Regions from separate parts of the Homo sapiens genome. Here region 2 is linked to region 1. The links are chromatin loops, found by intact Hi-C in ENCODE. Cell type or tissue: MCF 10A. All regions are shown on one strand. Links, peaks and the distances in the headings refer to the core of each region. The heading gives the core; the rest is flanking DNA. Region 1 overlaps BMPR1B (bone morphogenetic protein receptor type 1B). Region 2 overlaps BMPR1B (bone morphogenetic protein receptor type 1B).

Evidence for each region. Peaks named below come from ENCODE experiments on the same cell type or tissue, not always from the same donor. Only the 100,000 strongest peaks of a DNase experiment are listed, where the experiment ranks them.
Region 2: a loop joins it to region 1, with 6 times the contacts of the local background. A loop is called at or near these places in 4 of 110 quality-filtered maps.

The regions. Positions count from the first base shown.
Region 1 is chr4:94,822,631-94,830,942 of GRCh38, reverse strand. All of the region lies in intron 1 of BMPR1B (bone morphogenetic protein receptor type 1B), which reads right to left. Among named protein-coding and RNA genes, the nearest start is that of BMPR1B, 69 kb to the right of the region's middle. In MCF 10A, for the core only: no CTCF peak of the experiment used is centred there; DNase peaks (open chromatin) are centred at 1,852 and 3,032.
Region 2 is chr4:94,875,665-94,883,976 of GRCh38, reverse strand. It overlaps BMPR1B (bone morphogenetic protein receptor type 1B), which reads right to left. Exons shown (of 13, transcript NM_001203.3): 2 at 8,077-8,146. Among named protein-coding and RNA genes, the nearest start is that of BMPR1B, 120 kb to the right of the region's middle. In MCF 10A, for the core only: no CTCF peak of the experiment used is centred there; no DNase peak of the experiment used is centred there.

The sequences.
Region 1 (8,312 bases), core at 1,709-4,208:
TGTAACATAGTCATTTATTATCAAGAATTATGATAAACTGTACATAATTGTCATTGTGCTATACTTTTGTATGATTGGCAGCACAGGTTTGTTTACACCAGCATCACCATGAACAGGTGAGTAACGTGTCGTGCTATGGCGTTACGATGGCTACAGTGTCACTAGGCAGCAACAGGAATTTTTCAGCAACATCCTTATGGGACCACTGTCACACATGTGGGTCTCAATGACCAAAACGTCATTATATTGCACATGACTGTATTTCCTTCCAGTGGTAAATCAAAAAAAGTAATACATGATTATTTTATGAATTTTATTAACATCCACCTCTACTATTTCAGATATATGGTAGTATCTAGAAGTAAGTTTTCCCAAAGGCAACCCCAGTAATAGCAATGCTTGAAGGAGTTTAAAAGGGGTGAGAGAGGAACAATCTAAAATTATATGCTACATGGAATCAAATCTCATCTATGATGCCACTTAACGAAAACCAGTGATTCAAAAATATTTTAAATATTGAAATTTTAAAATAGTTTTGACAAAATATGAATCACTTATTTATCTAACAGAATTATATTTATAAATACAAAGTATAGCAAAGTGTATAAATGTGAACACATATATGAATAGAATTCTATAATCACATATCGTGTTAAAACATTAACTTTTCTGAATGTCTTAAGTCAAAAATATCCCATATTAACATTTCTAATGTTTTTTCTAAATTTTGAATTTTCCCTTTTGAAGCTGTCCAAAAAATAGTTTATTATTTATCTCTAAGAAAATTTACTGTAACAAACATATGCAAGAGTTATTTAATATAAACATACTTTCTATGATGACCTAAATATATTACTTATCAGAACTAGCTGATAACTATCATGAAAACTCCATGTCATATACTTACATAATAAGTCTCATTTCTAATATTTTTAAATTCAGAATAATTATTTTTTCTCAAACTCTTCCTACAAAAGATAGATGCACTGAATTTTATCTAAATAAAACTGCCTACTGCTCAAAGAGAAGCTTCCAAGCTACTGTTTATCCTTCCCAAATTTAGAAATGCGTTACAAATCTTCTGCACTATTTTTCAAGCCAATCACTGTAAAATATAATAAACTACATCTCTCATGTCACATAATCCTGACCTTGGGGATTATAACAGGTATCATCCCTCCTTTTCCCTTAGCACCTTGGACTTCCTTACTAGAGCACTTCATTCTTTAGGAAAGGCTGTTTCCTTTCCTCTCCATTTCTATGCACTCTTAATTCTGTGAGGATCAGCACTGTGCTCCTTTTATCTACCGGTGTGCATCCAGCACCTAGCACAGTGCCCATGAAGCCCCTACTAAGGACCCAATAAATAACTGTTGAAGGCCAGGTGCCATGGCTCATGCCTATAATCCTGGCACCTTGGGAGGCTGAGGTGACAAGATCGCTTGAGCCCAGGAGTTCAAGACCAGTCAGGGCAATGTAGCAAAACCCTGTTTCTACAAAAATCATCCAGGCATAGTGGCGTGTGCCTGTAATCCCAGCTACTCAGGAGGCTGAGGTGGGAGGATCTGTTAGCTCAGGAGGTCGAAGCTGCAGTGTCCCAAAAAAAAAAAAAAAAGGAAAATAAAATCATTGTTGAAAGAATTTCCTAAGAGCAACATCATAAAGAAATTATGCCCTATTGGAATAAATTGAGAGAGAAAGCTTAAAGAAAAGGATAAAAGCACGCCTCCCTGTGAAAACTAAATTCCTCAGGAATTCTACTTGCACTTCTTTAACTCACAGAAGCATAAACTTAAGGTACAGTCAGGGTGTGGTATGTGAGGTCAGATATTTAATCTACAGTTAATCCAGCTCTACTTTTACTAAATCATGAATCATAAACTTTCAACACCTTTTTCATTATACCACACCTATTTTCTACTTGGCAAGAATGCATTATCTTTTTTTTTTTTTAATGACTTCTCTCACACACACACCCTAAGCATAAAAACTTGACACCTAAATATCACTACTCAGAATAGAAGGGCCTTCTTTTAAAAGCATACATATTTTTAAATGATTAGCTCTTTATTTTTTAAACTATGTTCCAGGAAACCCTAGTGCAGTGGTTCTCACATGTATCAGAATCATCTGGAAGGCTTGTTAAAACACAGACATCTAGGCCCTACCATCAGATCTAATTCAATAGGTTTGGGGTGGGGTCCAGATTGATGGTGATGCTCATAGTGCTGGGACCTCACTTTGAGGATGAGAGTCCAAGGGTGCTTGTTAATAGATGTTCTCTAAGGGAAAAAAAATATCCATTCTCAAATAATTCTGGAAAATGCTGCATATTCTATATGCCCTCTTAACATTTCAGTATACACATTCACATACTGGAAGCCCTGAAAGTTCTGCAGTAAATTAATATGTTTTATACTGTTTATCAAACAAAATTATTTGACCCTGGAATCCTGTAATCAAAGAGCGGTAATTAACATCTTAATATGCTCTGTAGAATACACTGTGGAAAAATCTACATTGGACTCTTTAAAAGTGTTTTCTTTAAAATATATTTCAGCAGAAAAAATTCTGTTATTGGAAATAACCCAAATTATTACCATGTATGATTCCTGTCCAAATAAAATAAAAGCATCTCAACTTCAGATCAGGCACTGTTCACTCAATCATGTATCTCATTTCTTGCAATGCTACTTTTTATAGTTCTGGGTGTGAGGTAAATATCAAGATCACACAATGTTTTAGTTATTAATCCTATTAATTAGAAACTAGGTATAATTTAACACTATTTTAAATTTGAATTAATGAAAGCCACAAATTCACCTTTATTTGTTCACATTTACGAATAAAATGTGTAAGGCAATGGAATGAAACACTTTACGTATATTCAAGTGAAAACATTTTCTCACACGTGACCTTATCTGCTGTTTACAAACACCTTGTGTGAAACTGATATGGCAGGCATTTTTCTCTCTGTGTTAGCATGAGTTGGTTAACTGAGAAAAGGAAAAGCAAGTGAGTCACCAATTATGGAACTAGGTGATGACATGTCTTTTGACTCACATTCCAGTCATCTCTCCATGACACTGTGCTGCTTCGATGAAAACTTTTATACTCATCCCGTTGATTTTATCTGACAACTTTTCTCTTTCTCCTCCCTTTTAATCACAAAAACTGCATGTGAAAATAAATAAATATTTAAAATCTTTCACATCATAGGATAGACAGATACTTTCAAATACTGCTACATGGGAAGCTAGGCACTGCTGGCTGCCACAAAAACAGCAAGAATGAATCATTAGGAGAAGAAAAAGAAGGGAAAAATGCTGAACAAAGGCATCAGTGAATATTTAATAGAATTTTTTAAAGTAAGCTCTCTAAGGAAAGACATTTTTGTCTGCTCACATGCCTAACTCAGTGTCTGCCAAACTAGAGATATTCCATACTTATTTGTTGAACCTGTATCAAGAGGCAGTAATGTGCAAACAGCACAAAACCATAAATAATATATTTGAGAAATATATAAAGTTTATATACACTTTATATACATATATTTGAGAAACATATTTGAGAAACAGAAATAAAGTTTATATACACTTTTTATAAACAAAGTATATATACACTTTATTTTCAAAGGGTTATTTATTAAAGAGATTTTCAAAAGGCATTACGAACTTTATATAACATAATCATACTGTCTCAAGTCAAAGACAGAGGAACTACTGCTTAAAACTCTAAACTTGCAAAAGGAAGTGCTTTTGCTATTGAAGCCTCAACTAACTCAACCAGAGAGACACAGAGGGGGATGAGGAATGAGGAAAAGGGAACGCTTATTACATAAAATGCCATTTTGGAAACAGTATTCCCCTAATGAGCCAAATTAGATTATATTTCATATTAGGAAAATTACTTCCTTAAAAACCTACAGATTTTTTAGAATTCAGTATTTTTGGCTTATTTTTGTAATTATATCATTTGAAAGTAGTATTATGCTGCAAGTTTTACTCAAATAAATTATTTTAATTAAAGAATTTACATCTGTTTGGCAAAGTTACTATATTTTAATTCCTACATTTTATTGGCAAAACTGTTTCTCTTGGAAAGGTAGGGTTTTTCACTGAAATCGATACGACTAATATAAAACTATTGATTTCAGTTTCAACAATTTAATATTATAAGCATATATTTACCTTTCCTTTTGGGTAAGCAGAATAAAATGTTTCCTAAATTACTAATAACAGGGACTTTAGCAGGGTAGCAATTATGCATGTTTCCATTTTTATTAATGTATAGAACATTCCAGATGTTCCTCTTTGCTTGGTATTCCTGAGATTCTCCCTACCTTAAAAATGGTAAAGTAATTGAATAAAAAAAAAAGTCTTGTAAAAGGAATTTCAACGATTCCACATTTTTTATAAGAAAATCTAAAATCTGCAAGAACAAATTCTCCTCTGAAAATGACTTAAACAAGTGAGAGCAGGGACACAGCAGAAAAGCACAGTGCAAAAGAGAACAAAGGGAGCAGGAAGTGAACCTGGAAGCAGTCCAGCCCGAGTGAGCTTTAAAACATGGTGAAAGAAGACCCCAGTGCTGCAGGTGTGCAAATGACTACATTTGACAGAGAAATAACATCTGCAATATCCCCGAGACCTTTTCTGAACCTTAATATTCTTCACCAGTTATCAACTCTACCGAAAGACCACAGCCGAAGGCTCAAGTAAGATCTCTAGGCAGTCCCTATTTAAGAACTAATGTTTCACTTATGCTTCACATTATCTTTGAAAATCTAATTCTACATTAAGTACCATTCTGTCAATTTATCTATTGACTGGCCCTTATCAAATAAACAAATAAAAATATGAATTAATATTTTTGAGGAAATGATTTTAAAATTTTTTTTTCCACAAATAAAAATAAACCTTTAGATCCTGTTCCAATAACCAATGGCACTGGGGAAAAAGTAATATCTGTAATGCAAAAGCCTAAAATAAAAAAGAAATGTTACCATATGCCTGGCTCCAAAGTTTAGAAAAACAGAAAAAATATCCTTTGTTGTGGTATTTTTAATTCTCTACAAATGTAATGTGTACTTATAAAATTTGTTTTTATTTTCTTATATTAATAAAACTATTTCCATTCAGAAAAATAGACTGCAATGCAATCCATTTTCTTTCCACATTCTGCAAAGCATTTTGATATTTGTATAAAGGCAGTCTGGATTTACCCATTACAATAGTACTCTGTTTTACTCCCCAGAACTATTGCAACCAGGCACTGTCACCCATGTATTTTGTCAATGGTGGTTTAGGAAAATCAAAGGGTCCCAATTCTTGCCAATGAGAAGGCAAGTCTGCCACAAGATTTCTGGGAAAGGTTTTTTCCCATCTTAAAAAAAAAGATGGTACTATTTTGTTTTGTTTTGTTTTGTTTTTACTTTTGAGACAGGGTCTCACTCTATCACCCAGACTGCAGTGCAGTGGCATGATAATAGCTCACTGCAGCCTTGAATTCCTGGGCTCAAGGGATCCTCTCACCTCTGCCTCCTGAGTAGCTGGGACTACAGGTATATGCCACACTGCTCAGCTAATTTTTAAAAATTTTTCGTAAAGATGACCTCTCACTTTCTTGCCCAGGCTGGTCTCAAACTCCTGGGCTCAATAGATCCTCCTGCCTCAGCCTCCTGAGTAGCTGGGATTACAGGCATGAGCTACCACACCCAGTAGTACTATTCTTATAGCTGAAAGTGGTATCTGCTGCTAACAGCCAGAGGATGGGGCCACCACAGAATGTCAGAGACTAGCGATGAACTCCCATCCACAAAAAGAACACTTAACATGAGTCTGGAATGACATTATTGAGCTTCTAGTCTGTATCAATCACCTCTGGCATCAAAACTACATGAACATCCACTTAAAAGAGATTCTAAACGTCCTTCTTTTTCAAGTAAGCTTGTATTGAAATTTTCTGTTTGCATCCAACATTGTTCTACCTAATGCACCAATGTAACAAAATGTCCATTTAAATTAGTTAACTGATCAAGGAGTCCATGTTACAAATTTCAGTAACTACAATTTTGTAAAACACAAAAACTAGACAATAATTTGAACACTATATATAACTTTCATTACATTTTTATTTTATAAAATAAAAATTTACCCAATATAAAAACGTTTTTACTCAAAAGCATACCAAATTTTCCCCATTTTTCCCCAAGATCAATTAAACAGAAATTTTTCTGTGTGAATCAAATCTTTTAAATAAAATTCTTATTTGCCTTATTTCACAAGTAAATGTTTTCATTCTCTCAGACAAAATTAATTCTCTAAATGTCATATAGACAGTAAAAATGAGTTCTCATTTTATAATTTCTTTATTCAAATGAGCTTTTTAGAAAATAACCAGAATGTTTAAAAACAGATCAGTTCAAATAGCATAAGGATACACTACCTTAGTGTCTGCATTTGGGGCTAAACCATGAAGTGGTTCAAGTTTGGAAGCTCCATAAGTGATTAAGATACTTGCTCTGTTCACATGCTCACAGTGCAGTAAATAAATGAGACACTGAAGAGACAAGAACCATATAATAAGTGCTACCACAGAACTGTGTACCAGCACAAAGAAGCATCTGATTAACAGGTGAATTCATGGAGAAGGAAAAAGTTACGGTGGGGAAGGTTTCCTTAGCTTCCTCCTGAATGGATGCATGGGAAAGTGCTGGCAATGATCAGGCTAATTAGAATTAAGTGGTAAATTCGTGCATCAAAACTCAGACAAAAATGTTAGTATCTTTAAATGCTTGAATTAGATCAATTAAACATTTCATTTTACTTCATTATAATTCTGAAAGAAATTTAAACACCAAATAAGGCTTTAAACTCTAAAAACTAAAAGGATAGTGGCTGGGCACGGTGGCTCATGCCTGTAATCCCAGCACTTTGGGAGGCCAAGGCGGGTGGATCGCAAGGTCAGGAGATTGAGACCATCCTGGCTAACACGGTGAAACCCCGTCTCTACTAAAAATACAAAAATTAGCCAGGCGTGGTGGCAGGCACCTGTAGTCCCAGCTACTTGGGAGGCTGAGGCAGGAGAGTGGTGTGAACCAAGGAGACGGAGCTTGCAGTGAGCCAAAATCATGCCACTGCACTGCAGCCTGGGCGACAGAGCGAGACTCCATCTCAAATAAAAAAAAAAAAACCAAAAGGATACTAAAAACTATTCTTCAATCTGTAGGCTGCTCAGACAGGCATATCTAACCTTTTCTCTATTCCATATCTCAGTCAGAAAACAGCCCTGGTAAATATATGTATGGTTACATCTTTGCCTTATAGAGAGGTTAGGCTGTGTGTGCAGTAGAGGGCTTAGTATGCAATCCTGGTTCTTTTTCTTCATAAACTGTGACCATTAATTCCTTCTCCTCTGCTAGTTGTCTCTCAGAATCACTTTCCAGACACTGGCTCCTCCAAAATGAGGGCACAGCTCCCCAAAACATAGATCCGAACACCAGCTTTGCCCCCAGCCTTTTCTCATAACTCATACATATCCACCCACAGAAATGTGGCAGCCCACCAGGAGAGAAGCATGGTAGTGAACCAAGCTAACTTTCTACCACATCCGTTCTCCCACTGACCCCTCAAAAGCAAAGGAGCCCTTCTCTGCCCACTTCCATTCTAGCTTTAACCAAAATTTTGGAAAGCAGTTTTATCTCAGAACTCTTTTACACCTTCTGTCACTCTTTGGTGAGGTTAATTTAGAATATGAAGTGAGAAAGAGCACCTCAAGCTCATTAACAAATGATTTCAATATATTTCAACTAAGCAATTAAAAGAGTTTCTGGTTAACAGGAAAGCTTATAGTGTAGGATACAGTGGCTGCCTGTGGAAATGTTTGCCAAGCATAGATACCAAAAGTTAACTTGAAAAAATTTATTTTTTGACATTAATACTTTTTAACCAGGAGTCAAAAATATAACAATATCTAAGGCACACATTTTAGGAATATCATTTCCCATTCAAATGCAATCATGACTCAAAGCTTAGCTGACAAAAAAGTCACCAATGCAGTGTGGAAAAACACTATTACCCCAAAAAAGCCTTTGTATCCTTCCCATTGGCTTGGCAGATATGAGGTAACCTTGCTATTTCAGAGACTAAGTAGGGGCAAACAGATCGCTCAGATGCCTAAGTCAGAGTGCATTCCTGGAATGCACCCAAAGTAGTCATCTGGGTGCTAAGTCTATGGCAGTGACTTTGAATAAGCCATGCTAGAGACTCTCTTGAAGCCACATCCATTACAGCCCCCTAGTATCACTGATA
Region 2 (8,312 bases), core at 3,567-6,066, 51 kb before region 1:
AAAAATGACTAAAAGTTGACAAAATTTGAGGGCTAGCTAGGGGTGGAATTGAGTATTCTGTTAAATGGGTATTCAACACAATTACTAAGTGCCAAATACTCTGGTAGGTTCTAGGGAATCAACAGTCCATCTACTTGTGAAACTTTGAGCTTAATGAAGAATAGAGACATGAATCAAAAAAATCACATGTTCCTCAAAGGATTACTGAAAAATCATCTGCTTTACCCTTAGTCTAACAATAGCTTAACTGCAAATTGATGCAATTTATTGACATATCTTTAATACTTCAAAGGGACTAAATAATTATTAGCACATTAATATGTATTACAGAATATATTCCTTAATACATATATAATATATTCCTTAATATATATATTGAATTATAAAATACATTCTCTTTAGATAAAAAACAAATTAAGTTATTAATGAGCTGCTTGATTTTTTTACATAAACAACCTCAAATATTTTGTAAAATAGAGAAAGGGTGTAAACAACAAAGAAATGAGCATGTGGATGAGTAATGAATATGAGATCCTTGGAGAATAAGCTATCACAGTAGTATCTGATTAGTAGCAGAGAGAGAATATAAGATAAGGCCATCTATAATGTTAACATGATAGGATGCAAAAACTCTGTTTTGTCTTGTTTGAACAGAGACTCCTTTGAGACTCTGATAAAGCTATGGGCTAGAAAATGTACACACACAGAAATCCGGCATGTAGTTTCAGAGAGTTCACAGACACTCTCTCCCTCAGATGCACATCACTTTATAATAAACAAACAGCTCTGGACTAGAATCCAGCTGATACAGTTCTCTCATCAGTGGAAGAAGGGAGGTGAGCTCAGTCACTTTTCGAAGTCTATTTTCAAGGCTCTCTGGGATGACACCTGCAAAGGCAGATGAGTAGAAAGAACCCTGCACTGAGAATTGGGTGCAGGCTAAAAACACAAGGGAATTCAGGGAAGGAAACACACACACACACACACACACACACACATACACACACACGCACACACACACAGGAAAGAAAAGGTCACCCTTTTTGATAATTCAGCCTGGGGCTAGTTCTGATCCTACCTCTAAGCATTCTGAAGGTGATTCAGTTTGCACTGCCAACCAAATCAGAGCAATGATAATGTTGTAAACCATGAATTCCCACATTTGAAACCATGAAAACTGATAAACAATCTTTACAAAAAACAATTAATTCTACTTCTATCCCATGGTGCAGAAGGAGATCTGAAGACCCTCCCTATGAAAATCACAAACACTGTATCTTTCAAAAGTACTGTAAGTCAGACTGACCTAAATTCAAATCTCCACCCTACCAATTCTAGCTGGATTAACCTGTTATCAGGTAAGTAAAGTCTCTGATTCTGATTTTCTTCATCTGCAAAAAGAGGATTATAAAATCTCCTCTGCTTTAAAGAGTTATTGACAAGATAAGATGAAACAACATATGCTGAGTGCTTAGCACAGTAGAAGGCAGCTATACCAAACACCACCACCAAAGGTGAAAGGCAAAATCACAATTTTCAGCTAAATATTTATGTTATTTCTACTCCTGTTCCCCACTCTCAAGCTAAACTTTGACGAAGAGAAAAAGTTTCTTGTTTCCAAGATTAAGGCAAAGCTATACTTGTTCCCATATGAAAACATAAAATATATTTAGTGAAAGAATTGTTCTTGCATCCTAGAAGAGAAAAAACACAAAAGACTATCATGTTCCCTCTGCGTGCTATGAAGAAAATATTCCTCTATGGAAGGGGAAATAATTTTTTTAATTAAAAAATCCATGGAAAGATGTCATCCTCCTCTATCCTTCCATGGAAAAAAAAAGAAAAAAACAGTGAGGGGGACAGTAGCATAGGAACCTTTTTCATGCCAGTATTTCCAAACTGGCTGTCCATTAGATTCCCTACACAGCTTTTCACACATTCTTGAGTTTGAAATCCAGAATCACAATCTTTTAGAGATGAGAATCGGGTATTTTCCAAAGCCTCATTAATTTAGCCAGGTGCATAGCCAGGGTTGAGACACTGTCTTACCCCTAAGTCTTTCCTTTCACTTATAAACCACTACAGGATATCTCAGCCTATTTAACAAAGATTATTTTTAGAGCTAAAAGGCAGCTTAGCCATCAGATGAGGTGAAACCAATAGCCTTATTTTATGGCTGAAGAAAAAAAGGCCTAGAAAGGTCGAAATATTAGGCCAGGTGCAGTGGCTCATGCCTGTAATCCCAGCACTTTGAGAGACCAAGGCGGGAGAATCACCGAGGTCAGGAGTCCGAGACCAGCCTGGCCAATGTGATGAAACCCCGTCTCTACTAAAAATACAAAAATTAGCTGGGTGTGGTGGTGCACACCTGTACTCCCAGCTACTCAGGAGGCTGAGGCAGGAGAATCACTTGAACCTGGGAGGTGGAGGTTGCAGTGAGCTGAAATCACACCACTGCAATCCAGCCTGGGTGACAGAGTGGATTGCAAAAAAAAAAAAAAGTTGAAATATTACACTTGCCCCAGCCTAGAACTTGAACCCAGCTCCTCTCGTTGCCAAATTCTTCTGCTGAAGATCACCTATGCAGTAACTTGCCGAGGACACATGACCTGAATCTATTCATGAGGAAACACCAAAACCAAAACAAGAAACATGCTTCTAAATACGCATGTGTTTGTGGGGGAGAGGTCTTATATCCTTCAACAATAGTAACGTTACAGCCAAATTCACAGAGACAGTAAGCATAATGGGGGTTGCCAAGGACTGAGGGCTGGAAAACAGAGTTAGAAGGTACAGTTTCAGTTGCAGAAGATGAAAATGTTCTTGAGATGGATGATGGTAATGGTACAAGAATGTAAACATACTGAATGCCACAGAACCACATACTTGAAAATGGTTAAAATTGTCCATTTTATGGTATACACATTTTGCCACAATAAAAAATGGCAATATTATGCAAGGTAAAACTTCAGAATTACGATGTTGCATCTTTTCCACACACAAGAATTTTCTGACTTTAAAAGTTGATTAAAATATTTTAGGGCTGGACCCAGTGGCTCAGTCCTATAATCTCAGCACTTTGGGAGGCCAAGGAGGGCCAATCACTTGAGATCAGAAGTTCAAGACCAGTCTGGCTAAAATGGTGAAACCCCGTCTCTACTAAAAATATAAAAATTAGCTGGGCATGGTGGCACGCCTGTAATCTCAGCTACTTGGGAGGCTGAGGCATAGAATCGCTTGAACCTGGGAGGTGGAAGGTGTAGTGAGCCATGATTTCATCACTGCACTCCAGCCTGGGTGACAGAGTGAAACTCTGTCTCAAAAAAAAAAAAAAAAAAAAATTCATTTTAATGGTCAGGCGCAGTGATTCACGCCTCTAATCCCAGTACTTCAGGAGGCCAAGGCAGGAGGACTGCTTGAGCTGAGAAGTTCGAGACCAGCCTGGGCAACACCGTACAATCCCATCTCTACAGAAAAACAAAACAAAATTACTCCAAGGTGGTGGTGTGTGCTTGTAGTCCCTGCTACTCAGGAGGCTGAGGTGGGAGGATTGCTGCCCAGGAGGTTGAGGCTGCAGTGAGCTATGATCGTGCCATTGTACTCCAGCCTTGGCATCAAAGGGAGACTTTGTCTCAAAATAAGTAAAATAAAAAGTAAAAATAAAAATATATCATTTTAATGCATTGTTTTTAGGGCATATTTGCTGTTCTGCCTTGAATTTATGGAGACAAGTTAGAAGTACAGTACTCTGAAACTCTGCCAATTCTTGAATGAGAACCAACCAAAGACATATAATGCTTCAGCTCTAGGGCCATCCTGCTAGGAAAATTCTATTTTTTAGTAAATGAGAAACACACATATACTTAACAGCATGTTGCATGTTTTTTAAAAAGTCAAAAATTATGAATAAAATAATAATAATTTGTATTGTCATTTTATATAATAAGATGTTCCATAAAAATATTTTGTTACGATAATCACTTCTCTTAGATACCGGATGAATACCACAAATAACAAATCTATAACTAATTAAATTCAAATTTAGTCTAGGAATTCCAAACGATCCATATGGTTGGTTTAACCACAGTATTTTCAATATACATTGTTTTTTTCTTTTAAAGTATCAAACTTTGTATTAAAAACTGATTTTTCACTGTGTAGTATAGTCTTGCCCATATGCACACCAATTTAATGACAGAAATATATCATGAGATATAGTTATTAAACAAAATATTTTTCTACTTCTAATTCTATAATAATGGGGAAAAAAATTTAAAGATCTCCTGGACGAAACAACAGGAAAAGAAAAATCACTGGATACGAGAAAAATAAGAACCAAATGTATTTTATTTATTTTTATTTTTATTTATTTCTGAGACAGGGTCTCGCTCTGTCATCCAAGCTGGAGTACAGTGGTGCTAACACAGCTCACTGTAGCCTCAACCTCTGAGCTCAAGTGATCCTCCTGCCTCAGCCTCCTGGAGTAGCTGGGACAACAGGCACACCCCAGCACACCTGGCTAATTTTTTAAAATTTTTTATAGACACCAGGTCTAGCCATGTTGCCTAGGCTGGTTTCAAACTTGTGGGCTCTAGCAATCCTCCTGCCTTGACCTCCCAAAGAATCAAATGTAAACACTCAAATAAATCCAAATGTTTTACTTGACACTTTTCATTAATACCTTAAACATTTTAAGAGTCCCTTGTTCTTTTCTATTCTACCAGGAAGTATAAGGTACTGCTAAAGAGCATAGGATTTACAATCATATGACCAGTTCAAATACCAGCTCTACCATTTACTTGCTGGAAATGGTACTCATCTGGAAATGAGAAGAAATTATAATAGGAGATATACCTAATGCTAAATGACGAGTTAATGGGTGCAGCACACCAACATGGCACATGTATACATATGTAACAAACCTGCACATTGTGCACATGTACCCTAAAACTTAAAGTATAATAATAAAAAAATAAAAAATCTATTAAACCTGCCTGAATATGCAATGTGAAACTGCTATACTTCATTAAATTCATTAAAATAGAGGGTAAATAAATGGTAGAAATATTTGATATAAATGAGTCAAAGAGCTGATCATCTTAATTACATAAGGAGGTCACACAAATTAGTAATAAACTAAAACTGTAATAGACAAACTAGAAAACACATGAACTGGGAACTCACAGAAGATGAAATACAAATGCCTACCAAGCATATCAGAAGTAAAAAAAAAAAAAAAAAAGCAGAACCTGTTAAATGAAATGTATGGGAGGCCACTGGTTTGGACTGAGCTTCTGCACTAGGCCCTATATACCAGACAAGACCAAAATGGAGTCACTCAGAATGCAGTTATTATCTGGCTGGGAGCCACATAATCAAACTGAACTTTGAAATGGGCCTGTTTTCAGAAAAAAAATTAGGAGACGCACAGCAGCCAATGAGGAGGAGCCTAGTTTACCTGGGCCAGTGTAACAAGAAAGTCCTCTCTGTTTTAATTCTATAAGGAAAGTTACTTTGAAATGACCAATTCACTTTTCATTTCCTGTTTCTGCTTTCTTCAGCCCTTTCCAGCCTATAAAAATAACGTCCTCTGCTCAGCTCATGGGAGCACCTTTTCTAAATGTTTAGATGAGATGCTACTGATTCATGAATTGCTAATAAAAACCTAGTATCTTTAAACTAAATTTGTTGCAATTTTGGTTTTTAACAAACCTTAGAAGGAATTAAAAAATAGCACATTAAAACAGTGGAAACCAGTCCCCTCTATGCTCCTGAAACAAATATTAGTCATACAGCATTCCTGAAAGCAATTTTGCAATATGCTTAAAGAGCCTTTAAAAATGTTCTCATTCCTTGATCTAATTATTCCACGGTCAGGAATATATCCTAGAAATAAAACCTGAAATAATAAAATATAAGATGATACAAGATGATAGAGCCATTAAAATTTTTTTTATAAGACCATTCATCAATATAGGCGATATCATTCCAATGTAAATGCATATACACACACACACGCACACATGTGCATGCACACAAACACAGGAAATATAAAAGTGCTGATATTGAAGTGGTGTAATTTACCTTTTGCTACCAAATTTGTCTAATAAGCATAGATTATTTTCACTAATAAAAATACTGTTTTAATTATTCTATTATTAATAAATATTACACTTCTATACATATATAAAATGTATCTCAATGTATTTGATAGTTGATATCTCTGGAAAAATATGTTTGCATTTCAGTTTCTACTTTCCTTGGCCTCACTTTCTTATAGTTTAAAAACTTAATTTACCTGCTGAGCCATTCCCACTGTTCTGGCAAATCTTCAAAAAAACAGACATTATAATTCCTACTGGGGGTAGGGGATGTAGGATCTAGATTAATCTAAATTAATCCTAAAATGTATTTCTAGAGAAAGGTGCCTATAGGCACCCGCTCGTTCTCTCTTTGCAGAGCCTAGTGCACAGGCAGTGGTTTTCTCTGCTTTCCGATTTACTTCAGTTCACTAACAGGAAATGCCAACCCTAAGGCCAATCCATCTGATTGGTTCTCTAACCCCATCCCAACTCCTGGTAAAAGGCCCCTTTCCTCTGGGGTTAATTTCTGATCCCATCAACAACTGGAAGCATGACTCAAAAATGAGCAAAACCTTTTCCAAACCCCTCACCCTGGTAGGAAGGTTCCTGATGCCCAGCCCCACACTTCAGATGCTAACCTTTGGAAAGAGACAGCAACCCAAATCAAGACCAATTATTTCTGGCTTACTCCCCAACCATCTCTCTCCATGAAGAAAATTCTATGATTCTGATACTTGAATCAATGTGAGTTTTTATGCACAGTGGCATAATATGTGGCCCAACTGAAACTTACTATGCTGAAAATTTAACCTCACAACACTTAGCCAGGGGAAAAACATATATATTGTATTTATAGCCCCGAAAGGAGTAATACCAATACTTGTAAAGTACATTATTTCTGCTTTCTTAATTAAAATTATGCTACCATCTTTTAATATGGTTATTTTTAAGCAAGCAATGAAATATTTTATAAATATGCAAAAGTAAGTTTCTGAAAACTTTACTGAGTAGATTTATAAGGATTTAAAGTATAAAAAATTTCTGATAGAGTTCACTGGAGTAAAGTCAAACCCATTAAGAAGTATAACATGTATTCATCCTACATTTGTTCATGTGTTATTAGAAAAGATATATCAAAAGTAAGCACATCCTCCCATCATTATTATGAGCCAGTTCAAATTGTTCAAATAGTATTATCGGTTTTCAGTATAGCACTGAAGTAAAGATCAGGAGGTCTCAATGTAATTCCCACTCTACCACTTAACTATCTACATAATCCTGGGCAATTTTCTTAATTTTCCAATGCTTCAGTTTTAACATCTATAAAATGGGAATATTAACAGAACAGTTTTCACAGACTTGTGAAGAACAAATTGAATTCATTTAAAGCATTCGTAATAGCATTTGAACACTGTAGCACACTATAAAAATAGCTATAATAGGAGTAAATGCTTAGAAAAGAGTCTCCAAGTTAACGTTCACTAATATATGTGGGTCAGAGGTAGGGCCTCTGAAGTCCACGCCACCTGTTTCACATTTGCCCTCTAAAATGAGTGACACCAACTAGAACTATCAGCATGAAAAGTATAATGGATGGATTTGCTTTAAAATGGCATAATGTTGTAATCTAGTTTTTATTAACCTGAAACATGTTATCGTGATGATATCAGCAATGGTTGGTAAAAGGTTATTACCAAGTGTGTAAATGTTTGAGGAACAGACTAAGTGTGTAGGCCAACATTTCAAATGAAAAGCACAAGTTACTTTCTCATTATAGAACAAATCCACATCCACCTTGTCATGTTGATTTACATCAGTTTCCTTATCTTATGTGTTTTTACTGATAACTAAAGGAACAATTGTAGATTCCATTCATCTTATAAAATGTATTATCTTTCTGTTAACTTCAGCATACCACAAAGTCGGAGTGTCAAAAAGCAGTAACGATGCCTACCAAACATCTCAAATTATTTAATAATTACTATGAACTTACCTTTATCAACAAGGCATGAAATGATCTTCCTTTCCTTTCACATCTAAGAAAGAGTAGGCTGAACTCCACCCTGTCAACAAAGAGACAAAAACTGAATTGCTATTTGTGGCTTGAGAAAGGTTTATTATTATTTACCAGTTCAAATGCAGAATCATGGTAATACATAATGGAATTGGGGGATGGGAGGGGAAGTACAGTTCTTCCGTTTTTTTCTTTTGAGATGGAGTCTCGCTCCA